Linked DNA regions of Homo sapiens: region 1 is linked to region 2. The links are chromatin contacts, found by Hi-C or POLR2A ChIA-PET in ENCODE. All regions are on one chromosome and are shown on one strand. Each heading gives the region's core, a stretch centred on a gene start or an enhancer-like site at or near the end of the contact. The rest is flanking DNA. Distances are from core to core; before and after follow the strand shown. Region 1 overlaps LCP1 (lymphocyte cytosolic protein 1). Region 2 overlaps LCP1 (lymphocyte cytosolic protein 1).

Region 1 (5,467 bases), core at 2,252-4,751, 41 kb after region 2:
TCTCTGCCTTCATGTTCCTGTTAGACACACATCCCATCCATCCATTTATTCACTAAACAATGAGTTCTCCCTCTCCCTCCCCCTCCCCCTCCCTCCCCCTCCCCCTCCCTCTCCCGTCTCCCTCAACCCACGGTCTCCCTCTCCCTCTCTTTCCACGTTCTCCCTCTGATGCCGAGCAGAAGCTGGACTGTACTGCTGCCGTATGGGCTCACTGCAACCTCCCTGCCTGATTCTCCTGCCTCAGCCTGCCAAGTGCCTGCGATTGCAGGCGCGCGCCTCCAGGCCTGACTCGTTTTCGTATTTTTTTGGTGGAGACGGGGTTTCGCTGTGTTGGCCGGGCTGGTCTCCAGCTCCTAACCGTGAGTGATCTGCCAGCCTCGGCCTCCGGAGGTGCTGGGATTGCAGGCGGAGTCTCGTTCACTCAGTGCTCAATGTTGCCCAGGCTGGAGTGCAGTGGCGTGATCTCGGCTAGCTACAACCTCCACCTCCCAGCCGCCTGCCTTGGCCTCCCAAAGTGCCGAGATTGCAGCCTCTGCCCAGCCGCCACCCCTTCCGGGAAGTGAGGAGCGTCTCTGCCTGGCCGCCCATCGTCTGAGATGTGGGGAGCGCCTCTGCCCCGCCGCCCCGTCTGGGATGTGAGGAGCGCCTCTGCCCGGCCGCGACCCCGTCTGGGAGGTGAGGAGCGTCTCTGCACGGCTGCCCCGTCTGAGAAGTGAGGAGCCCCTCCGCCCGGCAGCCGCCCTGTCTGAAAAGTGAGGCGCCCCTCCGCCTGGCAGCCACCCCGTCTGGGAAGTGAGGAGCGTCTCCAGCCGGCAGCCGCCCCGTCGGGGAGGGAGGTGGGGGGCAGCCCCCGCCCGGCCAGCCGCCCCGTCCGGGAGGGAGGTGGGGGGCGCCTCTGCCCTGCCGCCCCTTCTGAGAAGTGAGGAGCCCCTCTGCCCGGCCGCCACCCCGTCTGGGAGGTGTACCCAACAGCTCATTGAGAACGGGCCAGGATGACAATGGCGGTTTTGTGGAACAGAAAAGGGGGAAATGTGGGGAAAAGATAGAGAAATCAGATTGTTGCTGTGTCTGTGTAGAAAGAAGTAGACATAGGAGGCTCCATTTTGTTCTGTATTAAGAAAAATTCTTCTGCCTTGGGATGCTGTTAATCTATAACCTTACCCCCAACCCCGTGCTCTCTGAAACATGTGCTGTGTCCACTCAGGGTTAAATGGATTAAGGGCGGTGCCAGATGTGCTTTGTTAAACAGATGCTTGAAGGCAGCATGCTCGTTAAGAGTCATCACCACTCCCTAATCTCAAGTACCCAGGGACACAAACACTGCGGAAGGCCGCAGGGTCCTCTGCCTAGGAAAACCAGACACCTTTGTTCACTTGTTTATCTGCTGACCTTCCCTCCACTATTGTCCTGTGACCCTGCCAAATCCCCCTCTGCGAGAAACACCCAAGAATGATCAATTAAAAAAAAAAAAAAAAAAACAATGAGTTATTAAGTATATGGACTATGGATAGCCCCATGGGAGATTTTTAAAACTACAATATAGTGAGCTTGTCCAGTCATTCTAGTAGAAAGCTTTTGCTTTCCTGTGCTCAGAAATCAAGGCTTCTGTTTTAAGGAATTAGTATAGAACTTTGTATTAATATACTTTGCTAAATCCTTGTGACTAACTTGGCTTAGGTCTCTTCTATACCCTCTACCATATCCACATATGCATGAATAGAAGGCTCTCCAGCTCTCCGGCTGTCCAGCCCTTCATGTTTTTAAATGTCTTAAGACCTCTTGGTTCATAGGTGTTTATGGGATTATAAGATACATTCATTCATTTAACAAATATTTTATGAATGCCTACTATAAGCCAGGTGCTATTCTTCATTTTAGGTAAGCACGTCTATATTGACCCAGTTAGTTATCCTGAAAGCATGGAACAATGTCAAAGGTAAGGAGGACAAACAAGATCTCTGACTCTAAACCTGGCCTTATCCCTTGACACAAGAATGTTAGATTTTAGAGCGCTATCAGCAGCTAGCGATAAATATAAGTAGAAGCAGAGAACAAGACTACATTCTAAGTGTCACAAGTAGGGCCAATGAAGAAACAAAACAATTACAGTGTTGGGTAAAAAAAGAAAATCTAAAAAATATCTAAAGATCATGGTATAATGGGAAATTTTTTTTACCATAAAAATTGCAGTGGCCCATTCATTTAAAAGACATAGAAAGTACATGTATTTTAAAATCATATTATTTTTAAACCACAGCAGGTAGGTCAAGATGAAAAGCCTTGAGCATCTGTAACAATATTTTTCTACGAGATTTATGAGTGGAGAGGATAAACTCAGAGAAGTCAAACAGCAAGAACACCTTTAAATTTAAAAAATCCAAAATGCTTCAGTGATTTAACAGCAAATGCAAAAGAGAAGTGGATTAACTTAGTTTAAAAGGTAAAGTGGAGAAGGGATAATCAGCAACTGACATTGCTGTGATACTGTTTGTTGTTGTTGGGCAGAAACATGAATAGATATCTGGAGAGAGTCCCTTTTACCATCAGCATGAGCAGCATATCCTGGAAACACAACCTAACTTTTGGAGACAGAAGGAACCTCATAAATAATTTATTACAATGTCCTCATTTTATAAATAAGGAAACTGAAGTTCTAATGAGAAGAAATGTTTTATCCATGTACAAATTCTCAAGGCAATGCCAGGCTGGAGCTTGTAAATGCAGGTGCTGATGAGCAGAGCAGGAAAAGGATGGAGTTACCATTAAAAGGGCCCCTAAGGTCCATAACTGAGCAGAGACCTTTAAGTAATTAAACTGAATGTGCAAAGGGCAGTAATTTCACAAAGCAAAGCAGCAGGAAGAGGACATAATTAGTGTAAAAACAGGCAGACCAGATCATTTTTAAGAAAGACATTGAGCCAGGTGCAGTGGCTCATGCCTGTGATCCCAACATGTTGGGAGGCCGAGGTGCACGGATTGCTTTGAGCTTAGGTGTTCGAGACCAGCCTGGGCAACATGGTGAAACCCCATCTCTACCAAAAATACAAAAATTATCTAGGTGTGGTGGTGCATGCCTGTGATCCCAGCTACTCGGGAGGCTGAGGTGGGAGGATCACTTGAACCCAGGAAGCGGAGGTTGCAGTGAACTGAGATCATGCCACTGCACTCCAACCTGGGTGACAGAGCGAGACCCCATTTCAAAAACAAAAAAAAAACAAAAATGCACCCATTTTAATTCACGCATATTTGAAAATATGGGTTATGATAATATTATAAGATTAATAAGTAATATAAGTAAGATTAGTTGGTGATGGCTTTAGTTTGCAAATTACTGGCACCATATAGGCAGCAAACTATACAGATACTGCTGCAGTAATGGGCATGCTGAGGCATCTGGAGCTTAAAAGGAGGGGCTAAAGAAAGCATGTATCTTCCAAGGTATAAGTGAGTGGTTTCTTCAGCTCTGCCCGACTGCTCCTGCATTGAGTGTGGCCCTTTTTAATGACTACATCATCTAAATATGCCCTGCCACAAACCATTTTCAGGTCTTCTGCAAATCCGTGGTCAATCTGGGAAATCCCCTTCTGAATTACTGCCCAAATCAAAAATCTATTATAAAAAGACAACTCATTCATCAAGGTCACGTCTGGGCTGCTAGTTTTTTGTGTGAGTGCATGTGAGAGCACTTAAATTTATTAAATCAATAGTTGTAGAATCTCAAGACGTTGGCCAAAAAAAAAGCATTGGTTGTTCATTTTAAAAAATTATATTATTTTTAAAACCTTAAGAAAAAAAAAGCCCCACCTCAAACTGCAAAAGCCACAAAGCCTGTTCATTTCTTAAATCAGTGAGTTTTGAGTTTCTGCTTAAAGGGTGCTGGTATTTCCCAAGTCAGTAGCGAAGGGAATTTCTGAGGATGAGTTATCATAAAAGTACCTGAACTTAAGTTCTCTAAAGTCTGAATATAGAAACAATTTGTGGGAGTTTACTCTTGAACACAGTGCTGCAGAATTTACAGAAGAAAAAACATCCTCTAAAGTAAATGTAAAAATGTAAATGGAATTTTCTCTGGGGAGTTTCATAACTGATAATTAAAAGCAGAAAGGCTAGAAAAGGTGACCTGTCTAGAGAGAGATGCTCAAGGGGTGGAATCATTTCTGAAAGATGGTAGTGCTGGGCTAGTCAGTATTTTGATTCAATATACTGATGCTGAATCATATAACCTGCCAGGATCAGGGAGGCATCTGTGACCTGGTATCACCTTGCCAAGGGACTCTTTTGAATGTGCCCCACTTTTCCTGCAACTTGATTCAGTAGTTAAAGTCAAACCGGACACTCAGGACTCAAGTTCCTAGCTCTGCCTCAATAAATTTCAGTACATTTCCAGAGGGGAAATTATACAACTTCCAAACATCTCAAGAACAATCAGTAATCCAAAAGAACACATCATCTAGAATAACATTAATATTGTAAGCTTTAGCATTAGACTATGACAACTAAAGAAACGAAAAATAAAATATGTAGGACTATGAAGCAAAATAAAATACCCATACATTTTTAAAAAGCCATCAAGATTAATCTATTTAAGGAAAAAACATTGCTTTTACTTAATCCTGTCCCCTTCATTTTATAAAGTAGACCACTGTAGGAGATCTTACTTTGCGAATATATGGAATTTACTATATATTCTTGGGATATCATATCTCTATGGATACAGATATGACTAACTTTTACATAAAGGATGATTCAGAAAATATAATTTTAAAATGACTTTGTTTTTAAGAAACCAAATAATTATAAATGGCCTTAAAAACAGATGGCCAGTTAAAGGGACTCTGATGAATCTTTTTGTCAAGTCAGAATCTCCTCCAGATTGTCCTTTTTCTCCCTGCAGATACATGGATTCTCTCAAAGCCTACAGAATTCTTCTCTCTGCAGGCTCTGATGTAAATGCCACAGGGTGGAAGGTAGGGGGAAGGCTATTCAGGAGGAGAGACTCAACGGCTCTCCTCTGACACTATTATCTCAGGCCACATAAACACTTATGGGAAGCTAGCAATCCAGATTACTCCAAACTTCATCAACCTCATATTGCTCTGGGTACCTCTGGTTTGACCACTACACCGAGGGGCTTCTGAAGCTGTGTAGCACATCTTACAGAGCCTGGCTCTGTCGCCAGCTAAGGAGTTCTCATTCCTTCCTTCTCTCCCTTAGTACATTCCTGATACCTCTGTTTTCTACCAAGTTGCCCAATCCCATTAAGGGTGTGACACAAGAACAAGCCTCCTGCAAGAAAAGGGGATACTCCAGGCTGGGGCTTGGGGAGGCCTTTCTGTGCCTTAGCATCTCTCTCCTTCCCTGAGCTTTAGACAGTGATGCTCCTGATACTAACATCTTTAAATTCTACAGCTACCCTTTAGCCCACATTCTACCAGAAGCAATTTAAGATCCAGACTTTCCCCTACTG
Region 2 (6,214 bases), core at 1,992-4,491:
AGATAATTCCAATGTGCAGTCAGGATTGAGAACAGCTGGTCTACACCAGTTCCTCTTGAAGTATGGTCTGTAAGTCACAGGCTGCAGAATCTCCTTGGATGTTTGTGGGAAATGCAGATTGCTAGGTTCACCAGCCCTATAGGCACTGAGTCTCAAGGTGAGATCTGGAAAATGTGTTTTAATAAGCTCCCCAGGTGATTCCTAAGCTTTTTGCAAGTACCGCTGCTTCTTATGATATGGCCGTTCTTGCTTCCCATCAGTTATCCTTGTCTTTCAGTTCCTCAAAGATATCAAGTTTCATTCATCCTCAGGACCACTGCATATGATAGTCGCTCTACTTGGAAGACATTTTCCTCTTTCTCCTTGTTATTAGGCATTTGGCAGACTTAACAATGAGGCTATTGTAACCCCAGAAAGTCATTGCAAAGTGCCTGCTTAGGGGGTTAAGAGTAGACACTGCAGGGCCTTGGAATAGTAATGGTTTACTATTTAATGAGTTCCCTGTCACTGGAAGTCATAGAGAGATTGCTCCAGGCATGGTGGGAGAAAAGCCAGTTTGACAGGCGGTGGAGGGATAAGAGGGAAGACTTGAGTGACGTGGCACAAACTGGGTCAGATCTATTAAAGAGGCAGCCCTGGGCAGCTGGCAAGAGATCATGTCAAGAGACACAATGCAGGTGCCAGCAGGACCAGAAGATCAGCTTCTTAGAGCGAGTGCCACCTGGAAGGGGGAAACCAAGGGAAGGGGCACAGCAAAGGGCAAAGCTGGGTGGTGGAGGAAGTACCCAAACAGAGGGAAGAGCCACTCTGGCCACATCAAGTGAATACTGATGATCGGGAAACATTCATGGGAAGTTATTTCACTCTCTCGAGTCCAGTGTAAGTGAGAAAGTGTAATTTAATTTAAAAGAGCCTAATTTAGCCTTCCATCAACTGTAGATCTTTTAACGAGACCTTTATTCTTCTAGGACAGCATTTCTCAAACTTTAATGTGCGTAGGAATCTTATTAAAATGCAGATTCTGATTCAGTACGTCTGGGGTAAGGGCTGAGATTCAGCACTTCTAACCGGCTCCTAGATGCCCCCGGTCTGAGCACTACACTTAGAGCAAGCAGGTTTGAACATTGCGACTTATAACAGTGGACCCATGGTGTAGACAAGTCCAGAAATGACTGCTGAATCAACAGTTTTTATGTTAGCTTCCGTATACCTTCAGAATTCAGTGTTTGTGTGCATTCTAATTCTCTAAATGATGTATATTAGATTTCCATTAACGAAAATATATGTTTAAGTGGAACTCTCCAATTCCAACTTGCCAAATAAAATAAAAAATTCCTGTCATTTTACTGACCTGTCTCTGAGTTGTTAATGGTGACATGCTGGGCAATGACTAGGTTACCTGTTTTTGTCCCTGGCCTGATGTGGGTTATTAAATATATGTAGATGTTAGGCATGAGAAAACATTTACGCAGTTTTCTTTTTGTCACTCATTCACAGGCTCAGTTGGTAAACTGTCTTTCAGAAATAGGGAGAAAGCATACTGAGTAAGAGCCCTCTTTGACAGCTTAAAATTTAATTACAGGAATTTTATTAGGAAACTGTCAAAGTGACTAGATTGCATAAGAGGATCGGTCAATGCCTCTAACTTGTTCTGAGCATCAGCTCTGCTTTCTGGATCATGAAATTGGCAGGAACGTACTGGGCAAAACAATGCCAAGTTCACGAAGATAGCACTGCTGGCGTTTACTGCAAGCCCATCTGCACACTGGGTGGAACAAAGAACAGAGGTCAGTGACGACAGGCATAGTAAATGTAAGGAAGGTGGGCCCAGGGCTCATCCCAAGGACTGAGAGCACATGGAAATGTCCCGTGCCTTAAGCCTCAGTCTGAAATAGGCTGATCTAAGGCAGGCTAAGAGTTTACCCGGTCTTTACAATGGAGATCACAACTGTGCTCCCAGGGACAGACTAGGGCTGTGTGTGTGTGTGTGTGTGTGTGTGTGTGTGTGTGTGTGTGTGTGTGAATGTGAGTCTAGGTGAACAAAATCACTAAGTTGACTGATACTTTAAAAGGTCATATAATCCAATGCATTGCATCAGACCAACCCAGATGTCATAATTTCCAGACAGGAATCCATTCTATTCTAAATACTCCGCAGGTAGGTCTATTTCACAACTTATCTCACAATTACTTCTTTCTGTTCAGCATTTCCTACATTCAGGAAACATTTGTTTATAACTAATATAAATCAATTTTTTAAAACTTACGAAACTCTTACTAAAAATCTAGAAATGTCCCTGGTTCTGTAGGGAACAACAGCAAGAGTAAGGCCCAGTTCCTGCCCACTTCTCATTCATCACAACTGAATTCTTCCAAAAACTTTTGTTGATCCTATATTCAGAATTAATTTTTTCCCTGAGGTCCCATGATATTTAATTTAGAAATTTGTTATCGCATTGATCACATTCTGCTTTTTATTATGGTTTATGTGTGCATGCGTGCTGGTTAACACGCTTCTTTAGACATAAAACAGAGAAGTTTGGATTGGCTAAAGCATCTGTCCCAGCTTAGGGTTTTTAATAAAATAACTTGAGGAAACTTAAGAGGATCCATGTCTGACTACCCAATGTGCTATATTTTTGCTAGAGAAGGAACTTGATAAGTACCTGTTGAATTAAAATTAACATTCTGTGCTCAAGAAGTGGGTATAATATTATCCATTGTGGCCTTATTTTCGGGGCAGAAGATTAAAACAACTTAAATATCTATTTAGAGACCACTGGTTAAATGGAGTTTGGTATGCCTATATAGTAGAAGACCATGTACCTGTTGGAAAGATTGAAGTAGGTCTGTATGCACCAATATGAAACAGCATCCGAGACACGGTATTAAGTAAAAAAAAAAATGGAATAAAGAGTGATGTTTATGGTATGCTGATATTTGTTATAAAAAGGATGTGTGGGTGTGATATGTGCACAGAATATTTCTAGGATACAAAAGAAATTGTTAACAGTGGTTGCTGATTAGGAGGGGAATTTCAGTGCAGTCTAGTACAAATAGAAAGAAACAATATCTATAGCCTCTTGATATGTTGGGAACAGAGTGACCTCCTAAGTATAGAAGGTGCAGCAGTGTTTAGGCCAGGAAGGAGCTACCTCCAAGAAGAAGTTGCTGGTAAAGCCCGGACACACAGCTTAGGCACAAAAGCCCAGCTTCCCATCTGCTGTGTGGGTGGGTGGCTCCTCTGCAGGTCAAAGCGTGATCATGCCAAATCGACGGCCAGCTTCTCTGTCACAGCAGCCTAACTGAGGAAGTTGGCTGCAGCAGAACTCCTCTGCATCCCCGCAGTGCACCCCCACTTCTTCCCAAGTAAGGCCCCGCCAAGCTGGAGAGGAGATCTCGGGCGCTGCTCACCCCAAAGATTCCTCCTCGAATCAGTCTGGACATTGTTTTGCACCAATCCCCAAGTCTGACTTTGGTTTATGATCGGGTTTGTTGGGGCTCAGAAAAAAATGAAACCCCAAAGTGTGGCACTTTGGTGTGCAGAGTACTTTGAACTAAAGGAGACTGGAAAGCCTCCAAGGAAACCTCAGAAACAAGGTCTCCCTCTCCGATCTTCTCCTGCCCTCCTGTCTCCTCCTCTTCTTTCTCCCCTGAAGCAACTCGCAGAAAGCAGAATTCCTCTTTCTCAAGGAGGGTCATAGAAACTAGAACCCCTTTCCCCCAAAGCAAGCCATAAAACCCTAGAAAAATTACTCTAACCTTCCCCTGCCTTTCTGTGTAGACAGTGACGGTAAAGAAATTCTCTGACCTACCTTGCCTGATAGTAGGTAATAAGACCCTCATTCCAGGGGGGTCCTGCCCTGATCCCTGGAGGAAAAAATGCTACAGACTGCAGCCAAGAAGAATCGGAACACACAGGCCTTGCTGGGCTTCCCCTTCCATTTATTAGCCTTAGATCACAGCCTTTTGCCCAATCACATTTCTGCCTGGCCGTTCATTCTGCATTAAATCTAAGCATAAAAATGAACAGTTTTCCTTGGATCTTTGGGTTTTCATTTCTAAAAGCTCCCATGTCATGTAAAACTTTGATGAAAGAAATATGTTACCCTTTTCTCTTGTTACCCATCTTTTGTCATAGTATTGGCCGTGACTCTTATGATAGGTGAGGAAAGGTATCACACCTCTTCACTCCTACAAGTTCAGTGTATTTCTGAGTTTGGCTCTCAGCTTTAATTTTATTCCCTGCTTTGCCTAACGGAAATTTATTCTTCAGTTTTTAGCTAAACTATTTCTCCTCAGACTGTTTCCTGTCATAAACTCATGTCTCACCCTGCCCTTCTTTTTATCACTCGTCACATCTGTTATTTTAATTGTTTAACTTCCGTCTTTCCTAAGACAGGCATCAGCTGAGCACAGTGCCTGTTTAGTTCATAGGCACATTCCTAAAACCTTGCACTGTGCCTTGCACATACTAGGCACTCGAACGTGTTGGAGGAATGAATGAATGAACGATTTATAGCACACTGTCAGCAAACTTTCAAAATGAAACATCCAGAGACACCTAATATAGGGAACATTTTATTTGGAAAGATTTTGAGCATCATTCTCTTTTCATTTTTTATTAAGGCAGTAACATTCTTTCTTCCTGGAGGCGGAGGGGGGAAATCATCTGAGGCTACAGTAAGTTCAATCTGAAGTCAAAACCAACCAATTTGTATTCAGAAGCAGCAAAAATACTGGTTATGGGCTGGGAGGAGCCACATGTTGGCTTTCTGAGTCCACTGCCAAGGAACAGATCCAGAGCAATGCATTTCAATTGCTTTGAAAAATGGCTAAGTTCCATTACATACCACCACTAAAGAAGATACCTCATTGATGGAGCTTTTCACCATGATAGAGGGCGTCTTGCATTGGTTCACAATGGCCTGTTGCTTTTTAGCCTTCAGTTGGTTTAGGGGGAAATTGCTCAACCTATGAGACCTGCTCAAATTCATACTGTTCTGGTTTTGCTTTGGAATTCTTTGTCCAGTAAATTAGCTCTTCATAACGCAGTTCCACCATTTCTTATCCAGCATAGATTCATTCTGCCCTTGACAGCTGGCTAGGTGTGTGTGTATGTGAGTAGGGGTGCTATTGATTGGCACATATTGTCCCCCCTGGAGTTTAGGGGTGGCAGAAAGCTTTTATAGTACCAAAAAAGTAAACATTGATAATATGGCCTGACAACAATCAGATATGCTAAGCTCTAGAAGCAAAAGCAAGGTAGGATTGCCTCCAAATGTTGACAGGTATTAGCCATACCACAGTAACTAGATCTAATGTGAGGGCTAAATGCCTGGAGAGGCAGAACCCTAAAGGATGCTTAGTTATAGCTCCATGCTGCCGCCGAGTGGCTTGATGCTCCATTACACCCTCCTTGGATCCAACCTTCCATTAAGGCTGAAGGCTCTAGAGGGCAGAGTATTCAAGATGTTAGATCTGGTCCAAGCCCAAATTCTAGAGTTAAAAGCAGAGGGGTTCTTAGTGGCTGAAAAAAAACAAAACCTGATGACATTTGGGACTCCAGTTTTGAGGAAAGGCTCTGATGATGAGGCTTACTTCTGCAGGCTACCAGAGACTCCTGAGACTTCAACAGCTTGACTGATTTATCACACACTCCAAGTGGCCCAGAGACAAGGACGGCCAGAAGAGATGGGCCCCCCCGGAAGGCATGGTTCCAAAAGTGTGAGGAGCAAAGTCAAGGGAGGCAGGGTAGGAAGAGGGGACAGAAAGAGGGGCTTGCAACAGATCAAATGCTGACCTCCAGGAACAGGGTTTAGGGCAGGTGTGATGTTTCCCCTCCTGGCCCTCATCTTGAACAAAGAAAAGGGAAGCCACATGAAGCTGGTTTGAAAGATTATATCAAAATTAATACCACTGCAGCTTCTATCCTTGGCTAATGGCAAAAGCGAGAAGGGTACCTGGAAAATAACTTCTTTCTTTTCCTCTAGATTTTCGAAGAAGCAAATAAATCAAGAATAGAAACCTATATATAGGAGGTTGGGCCTCCTGCAAAGAATGAAGCACTTTTTGTTAAATACAGGAGAGGCTACTTGGCTGCACTAATATGTGCTTTTTGGAATCTTATAGAGTGTCACCAAGTTGAACTTTGGAATGGCTTGAATCATCCCTGGAGCATCTGTGCCGGGCAGTCAGGAGTGAGTGCACCGCC

The links. A loop is a pair of places that touch in the nucleus more often than their neighbours do. ChIA-PET counts read pairs that join two places held with the same protein, here RNA polymerase II (POLR2A). Pooled maps may share reads with other maps.
Region 1: a map of B cell shows a loop between it and region 2 (2.8-fold over the local background). The contact joins two enhancer-like sites. A Hi-C loop is called at or near these places in 7 of 168 maps with a recorded cell type or tissue (B cell, CD4-positive, alpha-beta memory T cell, CD8-positive, alpha-beta T cell and 4 more) and 8 of 50 pooled maps. POLR2A ChIA-PET finds 5 or more read pairs at or near these places in 13 of 52 experiments (CD4-positive, alpha-beta T cell, CD4-positive, alpha-beta memory T cell, GM12878 and 7 more).

What each region holds. Positions count from the first base shown.
Region 1 is chr13:46,162,175-46,167,641 of GRCh38, forward strand. The region is part of intron 1 of LCP1 (lymphocyte cytosolic protein 1); the gene reads right to left. Among named protein-coding and RNA genes, the nearest start is that of LCP1, 17 kb to the right of the region's middle. Within about 2 kb of position 3,502, at least 6 of the 41 ENCODE cell types and tissues checked have a DNase peak (open chromatin) inside an H3K27ac peak, as active enhancers do; they include B cell, CD4-positive, alpha-beta T cell, CD8-positive, alpha-beta T cell and 1 more, where a contact is called at or near this core.
Region 2 is chr13:46,121,355-46,127,568 of GRCh38, forward strand. LCP1 (lymphocyte cytosolic protein 1) reads right to left here. Exons shown (of 16, transcript NM_002298.5): 16 at 4,569-6,214. Among named protein-coding and RNA genes, the nearest start is that of CPB2, 19 kb to the left of the region's middle. RefSeq lists enhancers at 3,017-3,086, 4,097-4,206. Within about 2 kb of position 3,242, at least 10 of the 41 ENCODE cell types and tissues checked have a DNase peak (open chromatin) inside an H3K27ac peak, as active enhancers do; they include B cell, CD4-positive, alpha-beta T cell, CD8-positive, alpha-beta T cell and 1 more, where a contact is called at or near this core.